2 separate regions of the Homo sapiens genome follow, and region 1 is linked to region 2. A link is a contact called in ENCODE Hi-C or POLR2A ChIA-PET data. All regions are on one chromosome and are shown on one strand. Each heading gives the region's core, a stretch centred on a gene start or an enhancer-like site at or near the end of the contact. The rest is flanking DNA. Distances are from core to core; before and after follow the strand shown. Region 1 holds the start of LINC02936 (long intergenic non-protein coding RNA 2936). Region 2 holds the start of PGM5P4-AS1 (PGM5P4 antisense RNA 1).

What was found. A loop is a pair of places that touch in the nucleus more often than their neighbours do. ChIA-PET counts read pairs that join two places held with the same protein, here RNA polymerase II (POLR2A). Pooled maps may share reads with other maps.
Region 1: a pooled map shows a loop between it and region 2 (2.3-fold over the local background). The contact joins the promoter of LINC02936 here to the promoter of PGM5P4-AS1 in region 2. A Hi-C loop is called at or near these places in 1 of 168 maps with a recorded cell type or tissue (A673) and 6 of 50 pooled maps. POLR2A ChIA-PET finds 5 or more read pairs at or near these places in 1 of 52 experiments (activated B cell).

What each region holds. Positions count from the first base shown.
Region 1 is chr2:113,700,849-113,708,059 of GRCh38, forward strand. It overlaps LINC02936 (long intergenic non-protein coding RNA 2936), which reads right to left and starts at 3,326. Exons shown (of 3, transcript NR_186169.1): 1 at 2,849-3,326. SLC35F5 (solute carrier family 35 member F5) reads right to left here. Exons shown (of 16, transcript NM_025181.5): 16 at 5,861-7,211.
Region 2 is chr2:113,540,995-113,548,204 of GRCh38, forward strand. PGM5P4-AS1 (PGM5P4 antisense RNA 1) reads right to left here and starts at 1,696. Exons shown (of 3, transcript NR_121186.1): 1 at 1,553-1,696. LOC124908046 (EZH inhibitory protein-like) reads right to left here and starts at 1,514. Exons shown (of 3, transcript XM_047446881.1): 1 at 1,433-1,514; 2 at 156-1,310. The coding sequence starts at 1,514. The coding sequence ends at 448. It also overlaps the pseudogene PGM5P4.

The DNA of each region.
Region 1 (7,211 bases), core at 2,076-4,575, 160 kb after region 2:
GCTTGCTACCTGAGCTCCCTGAATCAGACCTTCTGGAATCCTGGAACCCGCATTTATAATAAATACCCTGAATAATTTTTATGTACATGCACACACATACACACAAACACACACACAACATAAAAACCACCCTGGGCTGGGCACAGTGGCTCACGCCTGTAATCCCAGCACTTTGGGAGACCGAGGCGGGTGGACCATGAGGTCAGGAGATCGAGACCATCCTGGCTAACACGGTGAAACCCCGTCTCTACTAAAAATACAAAAAATTAGCCGGGCGTGGTGGCGGGCGCCTGTGGTCCCAGCTACTCAGGAGGCTGAGGCAGGAGAATGGCGTGAACCCGGGAGGTGAAGCTTGCAGTGAGCTGAGATCGCGCCACTGCACTCCAGCCTGGGCGACAGAGCGAGACTCTGTCTCAAAAAACAACAACAACAACAACAACAACAAACACCCTGATGTTTTTGTTTGTTTGTTTTACTAAGCCATATTATCTTGTCTAGAAACTTGCCATGGCTCCAAGCCATCTAAAGATTTAAATGCAAAAGACTCAGATTGGCTTTCAAGGCTTTTGGTAAATTGTTTTATATATTTTTTGTCCTTTCCTGTAAGAGGATTATATTTCCCCTTTCCCAGGGATGGCAGGCATGGCCAAGTGACTTGCTTTGGCCAATGAAACGTGAACAGCTGTAACATGTGCCACAGTCAAGCGGACACTACGAAAACCATTGAACAGTTCTCCCATATTTTCTTTCCCTTGGCCAGAATTGATGATAACCCAGATCGAAGCTGCTTCTGCAGCCTGACCCCAGAACAAAGGAGCCATGGAGCAGAGCTACAGATACCCACAAGGGAAATGTAATGTAAGAGAGAAATAAGCTTGTAGTATTGCTGTGATTTGGAGAGTCCTTTGTTACTGCAGTTTAACTGCCTAAGCCGACTGATACACAGTATTTCACAATTTGCTTTTCTAACTCTATTTCCCATTATTCCCTAACACTTATTCCAACTCCTGCCAGACTGAACTACTTGCTTTTCCCCAAAGACCAACAAATTTCTCCAACTCGATGCAGTTATTTGCTTCCTATCTCCTGCCTGCCAACAATACCTCTCAAAGTTTAATTTCAACCTTCAAGTTCATCTCAAGCGCTACTTTCTCTGTGCAGGGGTGTCTGATCTTTTGGCTTCCTGGGCCACACATAAGATACACTAACACTAATGATGACTGGTGAGCTAAAAAAAAAAAAAAAAAATCTCATAATGTCTAAAGAGAGTTTATGAATTTGTGTTGGCCCACATGCAGCCTGCGGTACACAAGCTAGACAAGCTTGGTAAAAAGCCCTTCCCCATTCCTTTGATGCCAACTACTGTAACCTATGTTTATTGTTTTTACATATTTTCTTATCACCTCCGCCAAGAAAAAAATCATAAACTCCTTGACATTAAAGACTATCTTATTGGCCAAGTGCAGTCTCTCACACCTGTAATCCCAGCACTTTGGGAGGCCGAGACAGGCGGGATCACTTGAACTCAGGAGTTCGAGACCAGCCTGGCCAACATGGTGAAACTATGTCTACTAAAAATACAAAAATTAACCAAGAATGGTAATGTGCTTCTGTAATCTAAGCTACTTGGGAGGCTGAAGCAGGAGAATCACTTGAAACCCAGGAAGTGGAGGTTGCAGTTAGCCGAGATCACACCACTGCACTCCAGCCTGGGAGACAGAGCAAGACTCTGTCTCAAAAAAAAAAAAAGACTATCTTACTCACCACTGTATTCCTTGAAGCTTTGCAAATAGTAGGTATCCACTCAAATATTTATCAAATTAGCACATTCAATTAGAGAACTGCTGTTTAATATGTTTACTTTTTTACAGGAAGATTTTAAAGAACATTTAACATACTCATTGGGGAAGCAAAATTAAGATACAAGAAGAATTAAAAATCATAGCAAATAGCAAAGATTCCTACTGAGTAAAATATGGGCCAGGCACGGTGGCTCACATCTGTAATCCTAGCACTTTGGGAAGCTAAGGCAGGCAGATTGCTTGAGGCCAGGAGTTCGAGACCAGCCTAGGCAAAATAGCAAGACCTCATTGCTACTAAAAATCAAAAAACTTAGCCAGGCTTGTTGGTGTGCACCTGTAGTCCCAGCAACTTGAGAGGCTGAGGTGGGAGAATCACTTGAGCCCTGGTAGTGGAGGTTGCAATGAGCCAAGATCATGCCACTGTACTCCAGCCTGGGTGACAGAGCAAGACCCCATCTCAAAAAAATAAATAAATAAAAATAAAGTATAACTCAAAGTTTAATGAATCTCTTTCTCTCTCTCTCTCTCTCTCTCTGTAAAAATAAGCATGTCTTGACCTTCATCTCTCTCCCTGGATATACTCAACAGATCTTAAAGTAAAACTTCACCAAAGGGAAACAATGTGTCACACGACTCACGAGTTACAACCCCTATTGTTACAGTCCATATGCTAAAAGCAAGGATTTTTCTAATTATGGAACAAATTAGCTTATGTAAATTCTTAGGCGTAGGAAAAATGTATTTCCCTGCTTATGATTAAAAGCCAACAAAATATAATTCCAATTTTAAAACAAATCCCCTTACCAAACCCCAACAGCAAAGTGCTGCCCCTACAAACCTCACAGCAAATAGAGAGTCCTTATTCTCAGTGACTAGCAGCTGCCTCTTTTCTCACTCCTCTCCAGCTTCAATTAACCTAATGCCCTCTGAGACATTTTGGCAGTAATTGCAAAGCTTCTTCCGGTTTGGGAATCTAATTTAATTAGATTGGCGAGACTTGATTTTAGATGTTTCTCCTCAATACCAATTCAAAACTTAATACTTACTTTGCTTTTGTTTCCTGGTAATAACTGGTTTACGGCCCTGAGAAGAAAAACTGGGGCCAATAAAACAAGCTGGATTAGCCTGGTTCTTCACTGACTCCACAATTGGCCTACCATTTGTGCAAAGTCCACTCCAGGAGAAAAATGCTTTGAAGGTGGGACTCTAACATCCTAATGTGTCCGGACTCAGTGGGTTCTCGGTCTCACTGACTTCCAGAATGAAGCCGTGGCTCCTCGCGGTGAGTGTTACAGTTCTTAAAGGCGGCATGTCCGGAGTTGGTTCCTTCTGATGTTCGGAGTTTCTTCCTTCTGGTGGGTTCGTGGTCTCGCCGGCTCAGGAGTGAAGCTGCGGACCTTCACCGTGAGTGTTACAGCTCATAAAGGCAGTGTGGACCCAAAGAGTGAGCAGCAGCAAGATTTATTGCAAAAAGCGAAAGAACAAAGCTCCCACAGCTCGGTAAGGGAACCCCAGCGAGTCGCCACTGGGGGCTCGGGCAGCCCGCTTTTATTCTCTTATCTGGCCCCACCCACATCCTCTGATTGGTCCATTTTACAGAGAGCGAGTGGTCTGTTTTGACAGGGCGCTGATTGGTGCGTTTACAATCCCTGAGCTAGACACAAAGGTTCTCCAAGTCCCCACCAGAGTCAGGAGCCCAGCCGGCTTCACCCAGCGGATCCCGCACAGGGGCCACAGGTGGAGCTGCCCGCCAGTCCCGCGCCCTGCGCCCGCACTCCTCAGCCCTTGGGTAGTTGATGGGACTGGGCACCGCGGAGCAGGGGGCGCTCTGGCCACACAGGAGCCCACGGAGCTGGGAAGGCTCAGGCATGGCGGGCTGCAGGTCCCGAGCCCTGCCCCGCGGGGAGGCAGCTAAGGCCCGGCGAGAAATCGAGCGCAGCGCCGGTGGGCCGGCACTGCTGGGGGACCCGGCACACCCTCCGCAGCCGCTGGCCCGGGTGCTAAGCCCCTCATTGCCCGGGGCCGGCAGGGCCTGCCGGCCGCTCCGAGTGCGGGGCCCGCCGAGCCCACACCCACCCAGAACTCGCGCTGGCCCGCAAGCACCGCGCGCAGCCCCTGTTCCCGCCCTCGCCTCTCCCTCCACACCTCCCCGCAAGCTGGGGGAGCCGCCTCCGGCCTCGGCCAGCCCAGGAAGGGGCTCCCACAGTGCAGCGGCGGGCTGAAGGGCTCCTCAAGTGCCGTCAAACTGGGAAACCAGGCAGAGGAGGCGGGGAGAGTGAGCGAGGGCTGTGACGGCTGCCAGCACGTTGTCACCTCTCACTAATCCAAAGACTGAAGATTAATTGTTGGCCAATATTGCTTCCTTTGTGGATCCGTATCAGTCTAGTATAGAGAACACTAGACTGACAGTCAGAAAATGTGAATTTTGTCAGCAGCCTAGATGTTAAGAAACATGGGGCATATAAGGGTGGTCAGGTAATTTAATGTCTAAACTATGACACTTTTGAAACTGAAAGGGGCACTATTCATGATTGTCCTAGGACAGCAGGTAGAAACTGGGACTGTCCTTGGCAAACCCGGACACCTGGTCACCCTAGAGACCCTTGAAAAATGATGCTGTGGGCCGGGCGCGGTGGCTCACGCCTATAATCCCAGCACTTTGGGAAGCCAAGGAGGGCGGATCACGAGTTCAAGAGATCGAGACCATCCTGACCAACATGGTGAAACCCCGTCTCTACTAAAAATACAAAAATTAGCTGGGTGTGGTGGCGTGCGCCTGTAGTCCCAGCTACTCGGGAGGCTGAGGCAGGAGAATCGCTTGAGCCCAGGAGGTAGAGGTTGCAGTGACCCGAGATCTCGCCACTGCACTCCAGCTTGGGCGACAGAGCAAGATTCCATCTAAAAAAAAAAAAATGCTGTGATTAGTGAACTGATTTTAAATGTTTATCTCTAAAGGTTAGGATTGACAAATGACTAAGTGACTTTTCAAAATAATTAGTAGATGAAGAAAGAAGTTATAAGTAGTCAAGTAGTCAGATCAAGGCTTTAAGAACACTATCTCCTTAAGATTCTATTTTCAGTCTTTCAAGAAAAAAATTTAAGAAATTATTTTTACTCTTTCCCAAAGCTTCTATGAATACACTATCCTGAATGCTTTCATTCTTATCTTTTGTCACTGAAAAATATTTTTCATGTTTTATATATGTTTGGTTTTAAAGAGGCAATAATGTTCTTCACATTTCCCTTTAGCTCAGCTTGGGAGAAGAAAAAGGGAAAGGGGAGTAAGTAGAGGAGGGAAGGGATTCGAAATACTAGTCCAGGGCAGGTACTTTCCCCTAATTCCACTTTCTGGAGTGGACTTGACATGGATAAAGGTGATCTTGGTTCCAGAATATTTCTTGTACTGTGACATCTTCGCAGGCTGTGATTCTACTGTTGAAAGTAAGTGTTGTCCATACAATATGGTCCCCAGTGCAAATGTGCCAATTCTGAGCCTGCTTGACCTGAGGTCTGCGGCTCTGCTCTAAGTCAGGGGAGTCGACACCAGAGGGATACCACCAAGCTCCAAGCTCCTGTGCCAGCTGGCTTCCAGTCAGCTCCTGCCACCGGGAGTCAATGGCAAAAAGCAAAGCAAAGCGAGAGTATTTCTTTCCCTCCTTCTTTGCCTCCAGCTGCAGCACCCTGAAGGCCCCTGTGCTCTGCTGCGGGGGTTGTGCTTCCTCTGGGTGACCCTGGCCTTGAGCTTTATGACGGCTTCCTCCCTCCACCCCACCATCCTAGGGATAGCATTGGCTTTCTGCTGTTGCTAATTTCTATTCCAATTTTGGAGGAAAAGTTCAATGGAAGGGACTTATCATGAGATGGAATGTAGGTCTCTTATTCAGGACCCTCCCAAGGGCAATTTGATTATTCAAAAATTTCACCTTTTGGCTTTAGACCTTAACATGCATAAGATGCAACTCAGTGTGTTTAATGTTTGGTCTCCAAAGCTGAGTGATGTGCTCCACAAGAAGACCTACTTTATCAAATACCCGAGACACATCTTAGAGACTAAGGTGTGAAAGAATGAATGAGTGAAAATGTTTTAATAAAAGGAAACTAGAAATCAAATATTTGTATAAGGACAGATTTGAGGTTTTTCTGTACTTTTAATGAGCTAGAAAATGCATACTATAAATAGAATATACAAATGATTTTACACAAATGAAGCATTAAAAATCACAAATCTTATATTTGGTTATCCACAGTCTATAAAATAATGTTCCCAAATTATATAGTTTAAAATACACAATGTTTCAAGTTGCAAGACAAAACCAGGGTAGTTTTGGCCCTAAATCATAGCTAACATAAGTAGGAATTATAATTAATTTTATAATTGTGTTTAAATTTTAAATACTCTAGAATCTGAAAATATTAAATATTAAATAGATGGAGGGATCAAATTATCAAGTTTTTTAACAAAATTGAGGTAAAAATCTGCATTAAATTACACCAAGAAAAACATTTCTAAAACATTGTTTCCATAACTCATTATAAATATTTCATCTTCCGAAAGTACTCTTTGATTACCTCTGGCCTTCTGGGTCTGGTAATTAAGTTGACTTAATATTTGCACATAGCTACTGATTACTCAATACAGGCCTATCAGATAAAACTAAAATGCTGCAACTTAATCAGAATGATGCAATCTTGTCTTATATAAATATACAAATCACAGTATGCTGACACTAGATAACTTCAGCTTTATTTGCCAAAGGGGATTTAGAATATACTACAAAATTGTATATAAAATAACCCTTTACAAGGATTTACTAGGATGACTGCAAAGAAAGGCAAATTAAATATACCTGGTCCCATATAAGAATTGTTGCCTAACCTCATATACTAATTTGAATATGAAGACTCACTTTTTATTTCTTATTTTTTTGAAACAGGGTCTCGCTCTGTCACCCAGGCTGGAGTGCAGTGGTGTGATCTCAGCTCACTGCAACCTCTGCCTCTTGGGTTCAAGCGATTCTCCTACCTCAGCCTCACAAGTAGCTGGGACTACAGGCGTGCACCACCATGCCTGGCTAATTTTTTGTATTTTTAGTAGAGAAGGGGTTTCTCCATGTTGGTCACACTGGTTTTGAACTCCTAATCTCAGGTGATCCACCCGCCTCGGACTCCCAAAGTGCTGGGATTACAGGTGTGAGCCACCGCACCTGGCCTGAATATAAAGACTCATTTTAAATTATACTAGTTGAACCTTTATACTACAATGTATCCTGGCACTTATTTTTTTTAAACCATTATCAGATATTTCATGTTCTACTAGTAAAGGGAATTCGCATTTTCAATGTCCTGTCTGCATTCCTCCTAGCCTCTCTCTGCTCAGGTTTTGGAAAATAGATCTTTCAAATGCAATTG
Region 2 (7,210 bases), core at 446-2,945:
GTGTAGGCCAAGCCTGTTTCTAAGGCAGGAGCTGGGTAGGGAGGGTGAGAAGGGCGAGAAGAATAGGGAAATATGTGTCGTCTGTGTTGCTGCTGTTGCAACCACCACAACAAACAAATAAGTGAAAAAAAAAAAAAAAAAAGAATTGTCCATACCGGAAAGTGTGCTGTTTTGGAGGAGGCTGGGGCAAGTGTGGATGGCTCGAGTGGGTCCTGTTGGATTGAAGTCTGACAGTGGTGATTCCCTTCAACAAATGGTCGGGGTGGGAGGGTACACAGACACACACACACACACACACACACCCCACACGCAGCGCCCGGCCTCCGATTTCAGCGCTGGCAGGAGATAACCATTCTTAGCTCGCCTTTCCAGGGTTGTTTTTGGCTGAGGCTGTTCGCTGATGGCAAAAGGTTTCAGCCCCCTCGCAAATCCCTCCCAGTCCTTGTTCTAAAGAGAAACTGGTGCGTGTAGGCTGCGCACTCCCAGGGAGACAGGGGACGGGCCTGGCGCCGGAGAGGAGCCCGCACTCTGCCCGAAGTCTCGCCGCCCGCCGGCTGTTTTCTGGCGGAGGGTGCGCCCCGGAGGGCGGCGAGCGCGGGTGGAGGCTGCGGCCAGGCGCGGGTGGAGGCGTCGCCGGGGTCGGGCTAGCAGGCTCTGGGATCGGGCTTGTGGGACACCCCGAAAGTGAGTCCAACTTGGGGAGAAACTGAGGGCAGCTCGGGCGGTCTGGCAGCGGAGAAGGTGGGCGGGAGAAAACTTGGCAGCGAGGCAGAAGCGATCCCTGCCGAGGGAGTCAGCGAGCGGCCGCGCGGAGAGGAGGGGCGGGCGGTCCCCAGGCGGGCGGGTGCAGGGCGCGGGGCGCCGACCTGCTGGAGAGGGGCCCGGGCGCGAGGCGGAGTCCCGGCGCGCAGCCAGGCTGGCGGAGGCCCCCGGCCGGCTGCAGATTCCCTCCGGCCCCGGGAGCCGCAGCAGGACCGGCCGGGAGGCGCCGCGGAGGGGAGTCGCATCCCGGTGCGGACAGTGCCCACCGCGCCCTGCGAGGACCGGCGACCCACCGGCCTCTTCCAGGGCCAGCGCAGCTACCCGCCCAACTTCATCCGGAGCGCGCTGTCGTCCGTCGACCTGCGCGACCGTCAGGGCCGCACCACGGGGGTGGGCAGCGACGGCAGGTACTTCGGCAGGACGGCCGTCGAGGTCGGGGGGCCGATGGCCGCGGCCAACGGGGCGAGTGTCCGGATGCCCCTCGCTTCCCGCCGCGCCGCCGCCGCGCCCTCTCCTGGCCCTTGTCCGCCTGCTGCCTCCGGGCCCAGCTGGGAGGCCCCTGCCCGGCTTTGCTCCCTCACTCCCGCGTCCTCACCCTCCAGCGCCCCACTCCCGCCGCGCTCGCAGCCTCCCCGGCGCACCCCGGACACTGGGTTCTATTAGTACCCACCGCCCCCAAAAGCCCTGAGGGGTTTCCGTCGTTCCTGGAGCCACTCCGGGCGCCCTGGACTCTTCTCCGACTCTGCGCACATCCCGCACCTGCTCATTTTTCTTTCGGACATTCTCTTACCCGGCCCTGTAGATTCCAAGGCGGCTCCCAGTTTTCCATATTGTTCCCAACGCGTTCACTGCCCACAGTCCCCACACAAACTTCTTTCGCAGGCTCACAACATAGTCCCTCTGCCCCGTGCCCTTTTTGCAATAGTCTGCCAGTCCCCTAAGTCTTAGCTCTGCCTATTTAACAGTAGTGGTGTCTCAGAACACACACACACACACACACACACACGATCCCTGACATATTTGGCAAGAGTAGGCCCTGAAGGTTTTTAATATTTTGGTTCTTTAACCCAGTGGAATTACTGAATGATTTATTTAATTAGGGTGGGGATGGAGTGGATCCATTTGTTTGATGCTAAACAGCCTGAGCTCGCAGTTCCCAGGGGGCATATCTCTAAATGGTCTGAAATGAGATTTGCAGTGGTTTTCTTAATGCAATTCCCAACTTCTCTCCAAATGCCTTTTGACATCTGGCAACATTTCATGCCTCTTCCCCTTTCGGTTTTCATCCTTGTTTTCTCTCCCTTCTCCCACGACCTCGGTAGTCTTCTGCAATCCAGATTCTCAGACTTCAGGTTTTTCTCCCTCTGCCCCTTTCCTCTCTGTCCTGTAACTAGAAGCACCTTTTGGCATAGACCCATATCCCAGTTTCCTCTTTCCCAGGTCCAGCAGCATCTCAAGGACATCTACAAGAGGGATACCTAATTTCAGGGGTCTCTGAATTATATGTGGGAAACATCGTCTAAAAAAGTAATTTTATCCTTATTCATGCAACCAGACCCACACTCATAGAACTTTTCTTTAAGGGGAGTGTCTTGCAGATGTATAAATGAGTGTTAACATCTTTAAAAGCGAAACTGAACAATTCTCTGGCATTTGAATTCCCTCCTTCCTTCCCAACCCTCTCCTTTTCATTTTCTCATTTATTATTAAAAACACTTTTAAAGGATCTCCATGCTTCATATTTATCTACTATAATTCCTCCTTCTCGGTGTTGCAGGGATGGGGAAAGAGGATTTTTTAAAAACACAATAAAAAGCAATTGGGAGAAACAGGGCCAGTGGTGTTGGGGTGGGTAGTGGAATTGTGATTTTTGACTCCAGTAGACAATGATGCTGCATATATGGGGTTTGATTTCTCTCTGGCTCCTCAGTTGGGATTGATGAAGTTTGGCTAGAATCAGGGAGTTGAAGAGAGGTTGACAAATGGTCTTTCACTCTTCTCTGACAGGCTGTTCCTGTGGAGTGATGGAGAATAATGAGCCTTGGGAAAGCTATGGGAGCTCTCATACTCCTTCCCGAGCCAATTTTTTAGGGAGTGAGAGAAACAGGGCCTGTCCAATACTTGTTGTGGGTCAGGATATTTTTGAAGCTACGGTTGTTGATTTGCATGGGAAAATTATTATGTCTTATTATTTCTTGTCCCACTTTACCATAAGGGCTCCTCAGCTTCTTACTTCAATGGGTCTTCCATGACAAACACACTTTATTAACTCTAAGAGTGGAATTTATTTTAACAGATAATTAGCATAGGTCAATATATGCTTAAAATAGAGTCAAATTAAACCTACTAGCTGTTATAAAGGACAGATGACAAATTAAAATCCACATAGAAGCATCGACTCTTAAATAATCTGAAAGTACTACTTCTAAGAGGGGTGGGCATGGGTGAAGGGAATGGTGGACATGTTTCAGAATTTCAAACAGCCAACTTTAACCAATCTTTTCCTCATTTTGTTCACCTTCTTGGGGGCTTATGCTAAAGTGAAGTGAATAGCCATAAGGCTTCAGGAGAAAGGTGGTCGAAAAGAACTGGATAATTATAAGCAAAATTGGTCTCGAATGATTGAAAATTGATGAGAATGTGCTTGTCTCCTGATTTGGCATCCTGAGTTAGACTCAGGAATACTGAACTTGGATCCCAAAGGCTTTGGTCTTTTTTGATATCCTATTGGATAATCATAAGCAGGCTAGAAAAATAGGAAACTAGAATTTATTCTCTTTGAACTGACAAATCTGACCAGTGGGCTGCATTCTCTATATCTGAAAAATCTTGGTTTTGATTGAAAAAGTTAATTTTACAAAGCAATTTTCTTTTTTTAAATTAAATTTCATTTTTTTTTTTGAGACAGGGTCTCACTTTGTGCCCAGGCTGGAGTGCAATGGCACAGTCTTGGCTCACTGTAGCCTTGACCTCCCCAGATTCAGGTGATCTTCCCACCTCAGCCTCCTGAGTAGCTGGGGCTATAGGTGCACGCCACTACGCACAGCTGATTTTTGTGTTTTTACTACTCATAGGGTTTCTCTGTGTTGCCCAGTCTAGTCTCAAACTCCTGATCTCAAGAGATCTGCCTGCCTTGGCCTCCTAAAGTGTCATGAACCACCATGCCCAGCCTACAAAGCAATGTTCTAGGAAAAACTACAGTTACTCTTTGATTATGTAATTGCTGGAGAAGAAAAGCATGGCATTTCTAAAATGATGAACTATATTACTTATATTTTAATATCTCATAAAGTTTGAAATAGACATTTCAAACATAAACATGTATAAAAATTTTTATAAATTAAAAATATAAAATCAAAAACATTATAAAATTATTTTATTATAAAATTATTATAGAATCAAAAACATTATAAATTTAAACAACTTTTTTAAAAATTTATTTTGGGATTTCCCATGGAGTGATGGAGAATAATGAGCCTTGGGAGAGCTATGGCAGCTCTCATACTCCTTCCTGGGCCAACTTTTTTAGGAAATGGGAGAAATATACCCTGTTCAATGTTTATTGTGGGTCAGAATATTTTTGAAGCTATAGTTGTTGATTTGCTTCAAACTTTAAAAAATTTATTATAAAATTATGGGATGTAAAAAAATTTGTTATAAAACTTTGAAATTTTCAAACTTTCAGAAAAGCAGAGAGATGAGATTAATGGCACTCATAGGCAAACATAGAACATTGATTGTAAACATTTTGCTATATTTGTGTCATGATTATTTTTTGCTTGTGTTTGAAAGTATATTAAAGAAAATGATATTTTACCCCTAAATTATTTAGTGCAGATTTCTAAAAAATAAGAACATTTTCCTGTATGGTTACAAAATCATCTTTTCAAACAGAATAAAAAATAGTTTTTTTATATCATTTATTACCCAGTCCACATTCAGATTTCCTCAATTATTATGAAATGTCCTTTTATTTTTTGAGACAAAGTCTTGCTCTTTCACACAGCCTGAAGTGCAGTGAAACAATCATAGCTCATTGCAGCCTCAAACTCCTGGGCTCAAGTGATCTTCCTGCCTCAGCTTCCTGAGTAGCTAGGACTATAGGTGCACACCACCATGCCCAGCTAATTTATTGTTTTTGTAGAGATGGAGGTCTTACTACATTGCCCAGGCTGGTCTCAAACTCCTGGCCTCAAGTGATCCTTCCAGCTTGGTCTCCCTGAAATATCTTTTGTGGCTGGTTTGCTCAAATTAGTTTCTTCTAATCAAGGGACACACATTGCATTTGATTATTTAGCTCAAGACTTTTTTAACCTGGAAAATACCCTCACTCTTTGTTTATGTATTTATTTAATGAAATTGACTTGTTGAAAAACTAGTCAGTGGTCCTGTAGAATATTTCCCCTTCTGGAATTTTCTGGTTGCTTTTTATGGTGTCATTTAACTTTTCACTCTGTTTTTTCCTGGTTAACTGGAAGTTAGTTCTAAAGGCTTTTAGGCCTGGTATAACAAAATACCAAAAACTGGATGACTTATAAAGAACAGAAATTTATTTCTCACAGTTCTAGAGACTAGCAAGTTTAAGATCAAGGAGCATGCGGTTTTCATATCTGGTTAGGACCAACTTTCTGGTTCATAGATTGGCCTTCTTGCTGGGCCCTCACATAGTGGGAGAGACTAGCTAGCTCTCTGGGGCCTCTTTTATAAGGGCACTAATTCCAATCATGAGTGCTCTGTCCTTATGATCTAATGAACCCCTAAAGGCCCCACCTTTTAATACCAGCACCTTTGGGGTTAGGATGTCAACATATTAATTTTGGGAAGACATACACGTTCAGCCCATTGCAAGGTTTAGTTAGATTCAGGTTCAACTTCTTTTTTTAAAGACTATTTCATAGGCAATAATGTGTATTCACATCCCATCATCAGTGATGGTGAGAGGATCGCAAGGTTAGGGCGATCACTGCCTATCTCCTCTGTTATATTCCCCCTTGGGTCAAGCCAGTAGTCTGTGACGTGAACTTTGTACCATGTGTATATTCAGTTATGTTCTGTATCAATATTTACTTGATTGTTTTAGCATTTATTAATGATCCTTGCTTGAGTTGATTATTTCATTAGGGGTTTCAAAATGGTGAATTTCTAATTCTCTAATTCTATCTACATGTTTTAGCTGGCATTTTTCTATAAGCAGACCATTTTCTTCACAACTGGGTTATTTGGCTACCCTGAAACATAGTTCCTTCCGGGAAGGCAGAACATATGTTTATTTCTGTCTTTTAAAAATTACTGGTGTTTGGAGTGAAGATTAGGTGAGTTAACTACCTCCACAGGTGACAAATGAATTTTGTTTTGTCTCACTTTTGCTTTTTTGAATATCACTGTGGCTGCTTGGATTTTTATATTTAATTTGAATGGATTAGGGAATAAATGAGAAGATAGGTTTTATCTGTTTCTGTAGTTTTTATGTGGCTATGTGAACTTACCTTTAAAAATTCCCAGAAATATTTTAATTCCCCTTTAAAGATATAAACTATGTCATACTATAAAGCAAAAGAAAAACCAATCATGTGAAGAGTAAATAGTATCGTTTAAATGAATTGTGGTTAAGCTTAGTTTGTAACTAATTAGTTTTTTATTTTCTTTCTACTTTTATCTGCTTCAGAGCCTCTTCAGTGGTTTAGATCTTCTATGTGTCAAATTATTCTAATCTCTTAAAAAGTTTAAGAGCTAAAATACAACACAATGACTACAAGAATGCCTTTGTCCTTTTCTGGGTGGGTACACCTAAGGCAACTTCTTTGTCTCTTCTTTGTTCTCTTCTTTCTTATTCTTAAATCATCTTCAATATTGGACAGATGACAGCACTATGCCTGCCTCAAGATGTTTCTGACTTTTTCTTTTTCTTTTTTCTTTTTTTTTGAGATGGAGTCTTGCTCTGTCACCCAGGCTAGAGTGCAGTGGCACAATCTTGGCTCACTACAACTTCTGCCTCCTGGGTTCCAGTGATTCTCCCAACTCAGCCTCCTGAGTAGCTGGGGTTACAGGCATGCACCACCACGCCTAGCTAATTTTTTGTATTTTTACTAGAGACGGGGTTTCACCATGTCGGCCAGGCTGGTCTTGAACTCCTGACCTCAAGGGATCTGCCTGCCTTGGCCTCCCAAAGTGCTGGGATTACACGTGTGAGCCACTGCGCCCGGCCGTTTCTGACTTTTTCTAAAGTCTTCTTTCTCTGGAGATGACATTATATAATAGCACTGTTCAATAGAAGTTTCTTTGATGATGGAACTGTTCTATAATCTGCATTGTCCCAGCTACTAGCCATATGTGACTACTGTAACACTTGAAATGTGGCTAGAGCAACTGAAGAACTGAATTTTGCATTTTACTTAATTTTAATTAATTAAAATAGAAATGCAAATAACCATAAGTGGTTAGTAGCTAC